Linked DNA regions of Mus musculus: region 1 is linked to region 2. The links are chromatin contacts, found by POLR2A ChIA-PET in ENCODE. All regions are on one chromosome and are shown on one strand. Each heading gives the region's core, a stretch centred on a gene start or an enhancer-like site at or near the end of the contact. The rest is flanking DNA. Distances are from core to core; before and after follow the strand shown. Region 1 holds the start of Kcnk5 (potassium channel, subfamily K, member 5). Region 2 holds the start of Nid2 (nidogen 2).

Region 1 (6,047 bases), core at 449-2,948, 430 kb before region 2:
AAGTACCCTGAGGAAGGAAGCAGGCACTGGGACACAAAGTTAGAAAGCCTGAATTTTCATATATACATATATTATGTGTGTGTGTGTGTGCTCACAGAGCTCAGAAGAGGCATTGGATACTCTGGAACTGGAGTTACAGGGAAAATGAGACTCTGTCCTCTGTAATAGCTGTCAGTCTCTCTCTGTTTTTTTTTTTTTTTTTTTTTTTGGTTTTTCGAGACAGGGCTGTCAGTCTCTTAACTGACAAGCCATCTCTCCTGCCCTAGAAACCTGAGTTTTCTCGGTTTCCTGCTCAGACTTCTCCCTCAGGGCATGTTCACAATCTTCAAACAAGAGCTACAAACAATTGAAGGCCAGAGGTGGTGGCCATGTCTTTAATTCCAGCACTTGGGAAGTGTAGGGAGTGGATCTTTGTGAGTTCAAAGTCAGCTTGGTTTACATAGCGAGGTCCAGGATAACCAGAGCTACACAGGGAGACCCTATCTAAATGATTGACTGATCAGCAGTGTGGAGCCATCCTTAGCTCTGCAGATGCAGCAAGATTTCAAGAGCCACAGACAACCTTCTTGCAACTCTCGGCCTGTGACGATTAATCACCCACAGAAGGAAAAGGCCCTGGGGAGGGGGTAGTGCCAGGGACTCTGGCCTCTGTTGCATCTGCTGCCACAGAGGTCAGGGGCAGGCTGTGGCTCTGGCACACAAGTCAGCACCCCTGACTTGAGACAGTGGAGGCTGCCCAAATGGCTCTGCCTAGCTTCCATTTCTTTCCTGGAAAGTAGATCTAACGACAAACCCCCGATTACGATACAAAAACATGTCGTCTGCCCAGGGTTTATAAATGCTCAGAGAAGCAAGCAGAGTGAGGAGTAACTCAGACGAGTTTTGACAGATGTATTCACATCTTCTGCCTATTATCAAGTATTTGTTTATTTTTGAGAGAAGGTTTTACTGTGTAGCCTGGCTGGCCTAGAACTCCCTATGTAGACAAAGTTGGTATACCTCTCTAGTTGGGACTAAATGTGCACACTACCACCACACCTGGTCTGAGTGTTTATCGCTATTAACAGGCCTGTGGATAAATGCATCACCGAGTGGAAAGCATTTCTAGTCTCTCCAGTAGATATTCCAGCTGGGGTGGGTAAGGGGGAAGTGGTGTTGTAATTTTAAGCAGGCTTGGGAGTAAGGAAGAGGTCCTTGTAATGTGGGTGTGGCTGTCTGTCGCCTCTCTCAGAAGTGTCGCGAACACAGATGACCTGGGATGGGTTCTTCACCCATTTGTGGTTGGGATTAATTCCCAGTAATCCTAATTCAGATCCAATCTCCTTACTCGGGTCAGATAAGTAAGTGTGTGAGCCCCAGGAATAATTGGGGAAACATCTGGATGTGATAGTAACACTGGCAATGTATTTCTGACCTCAGCAGTAAGGTGCATGACCGTTTTAGCGAATTATATCGATTTCTAATACGCAACTGGAGTCCCGCAGACCGCAAATCCCGCGACTGTGTGGCTCCTGGAAGTCTGGTGGGGCCATGAAGCCTTGGCCTGGAGCTTGGAGAACCCGGTGTTTGGTGTAATGACTTCAGGCGCGCTGGGCGGGGCCAGGGGCGGGTTCCGAATGGACTCCACCCCTTTCAGGGTCTGGCGCGAGCGGGCGGGCTGAGAGCTGCTTAAAGAGCCCTGCGGAGGCGCGCTGGGCGTACTGTCGCGCGCGCAGAGGCGGCACACGTGTCTGCTGGTGTGGGTCCTGAGTTTCACCCTACCCTTCAGGATCGAGAGATTGGGGTGGCCCCAACCCCCTTTTGATGTGCGCTCACCCTGGCCTGTGAGAACGTGATCCACGCAGTTCCCCGCGTTCAGGGAGCCAACTTGGCCAAGCAACTGTCCCGGGAGCGGCGCGCGGGGGTACCGGGCACTGCGCATGCGGAGCTCCAAATTCAAACAGCTGTGTCCAGGGCTGCAGGACGAGTGAACCCGGAGCTGCTGGAATTAGGGGACTCTTTCTCCAGGAGGTGGCCATTCCAGAGTCATGGTGGACCGGGGTCCTTTACTCACCTCGGCCATCATATTCTACCTGGCCATCGGGGCAGCGATCTTCGAAGTGCTGGAGGAGCCACACTGGAAGGAGGCCAAGAAAAACTACTATACACAGAAACTGCATCTACTCAAGGAGTTTCCGTGCCTGAGTCAGGAGGGACTGGACAAGATCCTACAGGTGAGCCGTCGGTCGCCAGAATCCTCCACATGCATCTGAAGCTGTTGGGACTATAGCGGTATTGAAGGGGATACTCCCTCCTACAGTTTAAGACGACCCCCCACCCCCCAGTCCCAACCAGAAGTCCCTGGGTGGCGGGAGAAAATGCCTCATCAGGTGTCAGGTCGCAAAGATCTGTGTCTTTCGTCTAGGGACAGGGAGATTCCCCCACGCGCGCAGACTTGGTCAGTACCTAGTAAGTTCCGAGAGAACTTGGGGTTGACTCCAGGATGAACTGGGCCCCGCGGTGGCTTAGTGTGGGTGTGCGGGTGCCTCCCTCTTTGGAGGGAGGCTGTGGGGCGGATAAAGGAGTTTATCTTTCCTTGGAGACGCTCCCGGAGTCCGGGAGCAGAGCCGGGTGCCACCCCTCGCGTCACCACCTCCCGCTCCAGGGCCGTTGCCGCGCCCGCTCGACCTTTCTAAACTTGAATACAGCAGAGGGCCCCCAGACCTGGTGTGAGCAAAAACACACCCGCCAGTTGCTGCACTTTGAGTGGGGCAGGGAGCTCGGACATATCCTAAGTGCCTCGGAGGAAGGTCTGTGGCTGGAATGTTCGGGACGGTCCCAGGCTTCCATGAAGTCTTAGCAAGCTGAGCCATCCCTCAAGGACTCGGAATTAAGCTTTGTCAAAACAGCAGGTTGCACAAACGAACACCCAAATTCAGGTAGTGCCCTTTTAGGGAGCGAGGATAGTGTGGGTGAGGGGATGTTTCCCTGATGTTAGCTTGTGGAGTCACTTATCTGAGAATGCACACACCCAGTAGACCATTGACCTCACCATGGTAAACTTGGCTGACCATCTCAACTGGAACCTTGAGCCAACTTAGGGTCAGAGGTTCTTCTCTGTTTCTTGAGGGCTCAGCCCCAAGCATCCATCCATCCTGTTCCTGGCCTTCTAACAATAATGGTAGGATTAAACTGGAGCAGGGGTAGACTGTTCAAATCATTATAGATCTGATCGACATCAGCCCCCACTTCTTTCCACTTGTCTCATGCCTCTCACTTTCCAGCCTCATTTACCTGTTTTGTCAAATGGGAACAAACCTGTCTTCATCCTTGTCCTGCCCTGAACTATTGTACCATTGACAACTGAGAAAACCTAAACACATCCTATTGGTACTACCTCCTAATTTCAGATGGACATTCACAGAAACATTTTAGGTGCCCGAGAGATCATGGGCTCATCAGAGAGTTGCCCTCAGCAGGTTTACACCACTAGGTGTGTTGTTGCTTTTGAGTAGACCTGTCCCCTATGTTTAGGGGCTGGGCGTGGAAGGTTACGTGATAGTGATGCTAGTGGTGAGTTTCAAAAGACAGCTGTTCTTCCAGGGGGTTCTGGAAAGATCCACATACCCGTCTGCTGCATCTGGGTGTGCTGAGGAGGAAGAAGGTGGTCAGTTTGTGATAGCCCTGACAGGATCTCTGGAGGAGAGTTTTGTGTGTGTGTGTGTGTGTGTGTGTGTGTGTGTGTGTGTGTGTGTAGTTTGCTCTGGGGGCTTTGTTTAGGGGAGGGGGAGGAGAGGATGATAAGTCTCCAGCTGCCCTCGAAGTCTCCCCTCCCTGCTGCTCCTCCTCCTCCGTGGCAGGGGAAGGAAGGAAAGAATTCAAGGCTAAATGTGGGAAAATAAACTTCAAAACCCAAGGAGAAGGGGTGGGGGCAGTGTTTAGGGGCTATGCAGCCTGGTACATCTGGTGCGGTGGCTTTACAGGTCAAGTGGTTTCTGTAGGGTGTTTGAAAAAACAAAATGCCCTTTATTTTAAGGTCTTGTCTGTCAGCAGTACCTCCACCCCCAAAGTGGACAGGTAACTTTTAGAAAAAAGAATTTGAGCAACATCAGGCCAGTGTGATTTGGAGAAGATTCTAGATGCTTGCTTGAATGAACAAGGACAGTCTGTCACACACACCCTCCCCAGTGAAAAAAAGAACAACCTTGTCAACTGGGCAAGTTCCCTCTTTTCAAAGGAAAAAACCCAAGAAATGAAAATGGACCAATGAAAGCATTTGCCAGCCTCAGCTTAATCTGCAAAAATCTGCCTCTCTCGGCTTTCTGATCTGTGACTTGGGGCGCTGCCTCAGGCCTCAGGAAATTGGTTTAAGGAAAAAATGAAAACTCCAAAATCTTCCTTCTCATTCGGCTGCCTGGGTATTTTCCACCTGAGGTTCTGGGTTTTAACCCTGGTCATCACAAAGCCCCTTAGTTGAAAATTCCTGGGGTGGGAGCAGGAGGTAGCTAAGCTTGGGGGGGGGGGGGATGGGCTTACTGCTGCAAACCGTGGCTGTAGAGTCAAAAGCACAGAAAAAAAGGACGTAGCCCTTCCCTCCCCTACTTAGGCTGTGGTTGAGCTGTGCCACACAGGCTGCCTTTCAAGTGCCCTGTATCCAACCCAGGACCCCCTGGCTGTTCTTGCCTTCAAAACCGTCTGAACTCCCACTGAAGTAACAAACTGCACCTTATTGTTAGAGCTGTTTGTTTTTAAGGCAGGGTCTCAGGTAGCTCTGGCTGGCCCGGAACTCACTGTGTATCTGAGGGTGACCTTGAACTCCTGATCCTTCAACCTTCAGCTCTTATGTATGGTACCCCCACTGTGAATGCAGTGTTGGGCATGGAACCCAGGGCAAACACTCTACCCACTGAGACACATCTGCAGCTCTTACATTAGTTGCCATTAATGAATCTGTTTATTTGGTTATTTATTTATTTATGAAAGCAGGGTCTCCCTATGTAGCTCTGTCTGTCCTGGAATTGGTTCCGTGCATAGAATGTACTCACAGAGATCCGTCTACTTCTGCCTCCCAAGCTTGGGGGTTAAATAAAGATGCATATGCTCCACTGATTTTAGGGATTGAGACAGGGTCCTGGTACGAGGTGAAAGCTGCCTTTGAACTCTTAAGCACCCTGCCTCAGCCCCCTGGATGCGAGATTATAGGCATGTGCCTTGCTGTTTGGCATTACCAGATTTTTGGGTGGCTGGCTATTCTAGCTGTTTATGTATTTTCCTCTTTTTTTTTTAAACCCAGCAAGTGAAATTGGCATGTATAGTGAGTGCATCTACTGTGCTGAGCACTGTGGTTAACATTATTCTTCTGTGCAGAGGCATAAGCTGTTAGTGCTTCCTGGCTGGGGCATTTCCTCATCAAACCAGTTAACTTACCTTAGCCTTAATATCCTCATCTGCAAAATGAGCAGTTTGGTAGGGCTCCCGGTAAGAGGGTATGAATAGAAGAAGCAGGGAGCTCTTGCCGCTAGCATTTTCTGAGTTTTATGGAGTGCTCTCTGCGGACGGCGTCCTGCCAAGTACTTTACCTGCTTATTTCAGGTGCTTTATGGTGACCTCATGCTTTAAGATAAGGCAACTGACACCCAGGGAAGTTAAAGTGGCCACAAGGGCAACAGCTCCAGTCTTGGGGGTTCCCCTACAGCAATATCCACCTTTGCCAGCCCACCGCAGGAGACTTGCTGTCTCTAAGTGACCTGAGTTAATTGGTTCAGCTTGACTTTGGACTGCTGGGAAATTCTATTTTTTGTTTCCCTTGGAACAGGCACACAGTCTTCTCCAGTGTGGCTGCCTGATTGACTCGGCACTGTCTCCGTCACTGAAGCTGTGTGTACACCCTTCAGTTCTGCACAGCTGTTTTTAGAAGTCCCTCTTTCTTCTCCCTCCCGGAAAGCTGAGGACTGAGTTAAATTGACAGGCTGACAATTCATCTAAGTCTTTTAGGTAGAAGGTTAAACAAACAGTGTTATGCCTTCATACAGAGGCGTCTCAGGAGGTCAGGTCAGAGTGGAGAATAG
Region 2 (5,564 bases), core at 1,328-3,827:
TGCTCCTATGCCATTATACACCCAGGTGGAATTTCACAAGAGGACTCTGTCTCTACCTACACCAGGAATGAGGCAAGCTACCCTGACCAACCATTGCCCACTTCACATGTTGCTAAGACCAAAGCTAGGAGCAGAGTTTTTGGTGCTTTCTCTAGCTAAACTGCAAAACAGTCTCCTGCAGACAGAAGTATGCAAACTGTTACAAAGGCAATGTGGGGGAAAGCTACAAGGAGCTTGCTAAGAAGTGTGTGGCATCCTTCTCTACTTTCCTGGGATGTCAGCTAAGACAGTGTTGGCTTTAGAGAGGTGCTAGAGAGGTGGCTCCACAGCTAAGAGCACATGTAGTCCTGTCAGTATGCTAGCTCAAATCCCTGTATGCAATCAGTCAAGCCACACTCAGTCAAGCCACTCACAACTGCCTGTAAGTAACAACTCTAACTGCAGGGAATCTAAGCCCTCTTCTAGCCCTACCAACACCAGCAGAGAGAGACACACATATGAATAAAATAAAAACCTTGAAAAGTGTTGTATAGTACTGATTATAATAAAAACACGGGAGCAACCTTAATGATCCCTAGGAAGGGTCATAAGTTCACTGGGGGAGGTCTGATACAGCTGTTTCAATGTTACAGAATCACACTTTCAAGAGTATACAATCCAGCAGAAGAAGCAAGTGAAACAGTATTATGGGCACTGTGAACCCACCATTGCTAATGGCAAGAATATGCTAAAGCAATAGCTGGGAATGTACATACAAAATATGGGTTACTTTTGGTTTGTCCAGACACGGTTTCTCTGTGGATTCTCACTGTCCTGGAACTCACTTTGTAGACCAGGCTGGCCTCGAACTCACAGAGATCTGCTTGCCTCTGCTGGAATTAAATGCATGTGCTGCCACGCCCAACTCATACCAAAAAAATTAATTAATTAATTAATTAATTAACAGTGGTAGGAAAATAAGAGGTTGTTCCTTTTGAAAACTTCCTCAATTTTCCATTTTTTCCCTTCAATGAACCTATCATTAGAAATATTTGTGTACTTATAGGTGGTTCTTGGTATCTGAGCCTTAGTCCCTCATTTCACTAAGCCGACTTAGCCACTTAGGAGAGCCTTAGAATGCCCCCAGAGACAATAAATAGACTTCACTCACAAGCTGCCTAAGCACTGGTTTCATCCAGTTCAACGCCTGATCAAGGGAAGAAACTCCTAGTCAAAGCCTTAGATCCAACACAAAATTCAGGCCGTCCCTTTAATTTATTCAGCTGCAGGGTATCCCTCACTTACCTCTCCTGACGGCGCAGCCCCGCGACTGACCTCCTCGTAGGCGCCCACGTGCTCCCAGGTGGCCAGGAAGGCGTGGGTGGGGGTGAAGCTGGACCCCGACAGCGGGAAGCCAGTGCGCACGTAGCGGGCAGCCAGGCTCAGCACAGCTCCGGAGGTGTCCTCGCGGTACAGGATCCGGCCCCTGCTGTGACTAGTGTCGATGTCAGCCAGGAAAGGGGCGATGGCTGGGAAGTCAGTAGGAAAATCATCATCTACATATTGAGTCTCCCTGGGGAAGTCCTGGGTGGAGATGATGCCGTTGGTGCCCACCTACAATAAGACCAAGGGGCGGTGAGACAGTTCAGCAGGTAAGGGCACCTTGCCGTCAAACCCGACGACTTGAGTTCTAGGACACAAGGTGGAAGAAAAAGCCAGTTCTCTGATCTTCATACACACGAGGTGGCACGTGAATCCCCAACATTTTTAATATTTTTAAAAGGTCAAAATAGTGGTGGTCGCTCAAGCCCAAGGGCAGCCACCGTGCTCCAGTCGTACGCACCTACCGTCCACCTATTGTAGAAAATATTTCTACTCCAATCAAGGTTGAGCCACATCCAGGGTAGCAAGCTCCTATCTCACCCTCCAGTGCACTGCGACCCACAGGTGCGGCTGCTCTCGAACCGGTCCATCTTTCTCCAGTATTGCTCGCCCTTAAGATAGCTCTGCCGGCGTGCACAGTCCCCCCCCCCCCACCGCCCTAAACGCAAACCCCACTCGCAGCCTTAACTTCATCTTCCTGCCTAGAATGTCAAAGTAGAGGGGCACGGTTCCAGCTCGCCCTTGAAACGATCCTTATTCCTCCACAGTAAGGATCAAGAAGTTGCAGCGCCGCTGCTAAGCCTGGTCCCCAGAGGGGACGACAGTTAAACATGGAGGTTGTTCCACTCCCTGGGAAGAAGCTAAGAGTCCCACACCCAACCGCGCACCTCCGGGAGCTGAACTTACGTAGAGGCTGCTGAACTGGGCATCGTAGAAACGCAGGGGTATTGCCAGCTTCACAGCTGCTGAGCTTTCGTCGTCGCCCTCCGGCAGCAGCTGGTCTCCCCACGACTCCCCGTAAGGAAAGAGCTCGTCGGGACGCAGAGCCCCGACTCGCGACAGCAGCAACAGCATCACCAGCAGCGATAGCGGTGATGGCGGTGTTAGCCACCCGGCTGTCGGGTCCCGAAACATGCTCACTCCTCCCTGGCTCTGCCCTCCACTCCGCAAGTCTCTGCGGGCCACACTGCCCGCCAGACTCCAACTTGGACCTCTGGTCCGCAATACGGGCCCGCCCAGCGCGCTGATTGGCTACAGCTCTCGGCCACTGACCAATCAGCGACTCTGAGAAAGTTCGCCAGCGGCCACTACATGTGGTTCTCATTAGGTTTTCTAAGACTGCTGTAGTTTGCTGGAGTGGCCGGGCTGGAAGGTGAGGCCGTTGGCCCGGTCTGGTCTAGGCTGTCCCAACTACTCCTGGGCTACCCCCAACTCTCCAGTGTAGGCTACGACGCTGCAGGAGGTGACCTCAAGGGCTGGCAGGACCCTCGGCGCGCGTGCAGCTCTGGGCAGGAGCGACTGTGCGCACTGGGTTGGCAGAGCGAGGGAGGGTAATGAACACACTGGAGTTCGCGCCCTGCCCTAGGGTCCGGGGTACCCCTCTCGCTAGAGGCCTGGCCCTCGGATAAAGAATCAAAGGAGCTTTGTCTCCATCCGGGGGCTGCTCCGCCCCACCCAAATTTCCTGCTGAGAAGCATGCCTTTGTGAAAGGCTGACTCCTAAATTCTATCCCCAAGCGCTGGCTAACCTTTGTAAGGACACTGCCACCCTCTGAAATGTCCTCCCCAGCTGTTTGCCTTCCCTGGGGGAAACCACCCTTCAGCAGACGGTGAATCCTACTTTGTGTGACCCCCTTGAGTTGGAGCCTGGAGTGAGGCGGCCAGGCGCCGGGGCGGAACCACTGAGTGTTTCTCCCAAAGCCTGGGAGTTTAGGAACTGCCCTAGCGGGAGGCCACAGAGTCGGTAACCCGAGCTGCCCTGCAGGATGGGAAACCTTACAACCTGGAAAGCAGCTGTGCCGGTGTTGGGGAACCCCCTCCATCATAAACATCCCCTCTGGGAGCCGGATGAGATTTTATTACTATTTTATTATCAGGAGGGTGAAATTTCCCACGTACAGTCCGTTTTCTCTCGGCTTGGCCCATCCCCCACAGGCTCCTTAGAAGCAAAGGTAGTTTAAAAAAAAACTTAAAGATATAGGACTCTCAAACAGAGCTTTCTCTTTGTGTTTATCCAGCTATGTAATTCTTAAAGACCCATGGGGCCAAATACTAAAACTTCTTGAAGACACCAGACTGAAAGACTCTGAATCAACACAACAAAAAAGGCCCACAGCAGTTTGCTCCCTCTAGCTGGAGAGGGGTATGTTTGCTCTTACACAAAACAAACTCAAGTTTGCACATTTTTTTTTTCTCATTTTTCCTCTTGGGACCAAATATTTACATTTTGCTGAGGACAAAATGGTGTCTCAAAGATGTGAGATTATTTGACTTGTTCAAGGTCACCTCTTCCATCCTTCATGGATTCTTCCTCAGGCTCGGCACATCTCCTCCATTCAGCATAACAATAGCAGCTAACTTTGACTGGAGGTCTGTCCTACAAATTAGTGGCAAACCAAATTCCAAGACGGAATCCCCACAGCCTGATTTCCTAGTGTTTCCTCCCTTGTAAAATCACCCAGCCTCCCAGGAAGGTGGGCTAGCCTGTGTATTCTCACCAACAGAATGGGGGCCATAGTGATGAGAATTCACTTCAGTGGCTTTTCTGTCGTGCCAGCCAACACCATCTCTCCACTGGTTCTGAGGAAGCCATCTACTGCATTTGGAGAGCAATGCAGAGTAAAGAACTCCAGACAGCCTCTGGTCACCAGCCAGTAAGGAACCAGATTCTGCTAAGAGTCATGTAGGTGAGCTAGTGGAGTCTTGAGATAGCACCACAGCCCTGGCTGACTTTGGTTGCAGCCATATGATAGACCCTTGAAGCGAAGGCCTCACTCAGTTAAGCCACAACAGATTCTTGATTAAGAATTAATTACCCCGAGAATTACTAAATATCTGTTGTCTTAAGACATTTGATTTGAGAGGAGTTGCTGGATGTAATAGACAAGCAAATCAGCAGGACACTGTGCTAAGGAGACTAAGCTTGGGCAGTGGTTTGTTTGTTTGTTTGTTTGTTGTTTTAAGTGATTATTGCCACATGACTGGTGTGCATCAGAGCTTTTCTTTAAACCCAGTTTTGTCTAATCTCTAAACTTCTACCCTCAACCGAAGATTTTACTGATTCAATGGCATTTTCACTTTGCAAAGTAACTTAGGTTACTTCTCTTGATTCATCTCTGGCTGTGCCATCGGCTCTCAAATGGCACCTCCTATATTTCATGACGCAGAATAGCTCACACACTAGTCCCCTTCCCTATGGTGGATAAGTGTCCCCACCAATCCATAAATGACCCTTTGCATCCCTCAAGACATGAAGCAATAGTCTTCAGAAAGCTTTCCTGGAAAACAGCCAGATCTAGAAGCCTCTTCTTGCTCCACCACGCTTACCGTGGTGGTCTCTCTTTCCACATCTCTCCCCTGGTCTGATTAGCCACCATCAGTATGTTTTGGGAGAAGAAATTTTGTCTTATTCTGAGCCTGTCACGGTGCCTAGAGTATTCAAGGAGTATTTGTTGAGTGGGTGAAGCCAAGCAAGCCACCCTGGGACTAGGGCCCAGCTCTGTTGGCCTAGAACAACATTCTTCTCTGCCACCTTTTCTACTAATCAGACCTAATTTGTAATCCTCTTTACCAAGCTGCTTAGCAACCCACCCACTACTGTTCTCCGGTTTTCATCAGTCTCTCATTCATTCATGCAATATTCCCGAAAGCTTACCCTAGCTGTCATGACCTGATCCTCGACCTTACAGGCTCACCATCACAATTTGGTTCTGAAAATGAAGCATAAATGCAAGGCTCTAGCATAACATGTATTTGCCAGCAAAACAGGCCAACTGGCTTTGAAAATAAAGATAGCACTAGTTTTGATTCCCATGTAATCTGAGGACCAAGAAGGAGTTCCAGGGGAGAGATGGCTGAAATGAACAGTCTTGTTTCCCCGAATCACAGCTGTGCTCAAACAGACATTCCTTAGAGCTTTTATTCTAATTTATTTTTAAGCAACTCCATGGCACCAAAAGAGAAGCTTCTTTAAAATGTCACTTT

What was found. ChIA-PET counts read pairs that join two places held with the same protein, here RNA polymerase II (POLR2A).
Region 1: POLR2A ChIA-PET joins it to region 2 with 10 read pairs in embryonic stem cell. The contact joins the promoter of Kcnk5 here to the promoter of Nid2 in region 2. POLR2A ChIA-PET finds 5 or more read pairs at or near these places in 3 of 5 experiments (Patski and embryonic stem cell).

What each region holds. Positions count from the first base shown.
Region 1 is chr14:20,177,433-20,183,479 of GRCm38, reverse strand. It overlaps Kcnk5 (potassium channel, subfamily K, member 5), which reads left to right and starts at 1,698. Exons shown (of 5, transcript NM_021542.4): 1 at 1,698-2,213. The coding sequence starts at 2,028.
Region 2 is chr14:19,748,270-19,753,833 of GRCm38, reverse strand. It overlaps Nid2 (nidogen 2), which reads right to left and starts at 2,577. Exons shown (of 21, transcript NM_008695.2): 1 at 2,269-2,577; 2 at 1,285-1,593. The coding sequence starts at 2,496.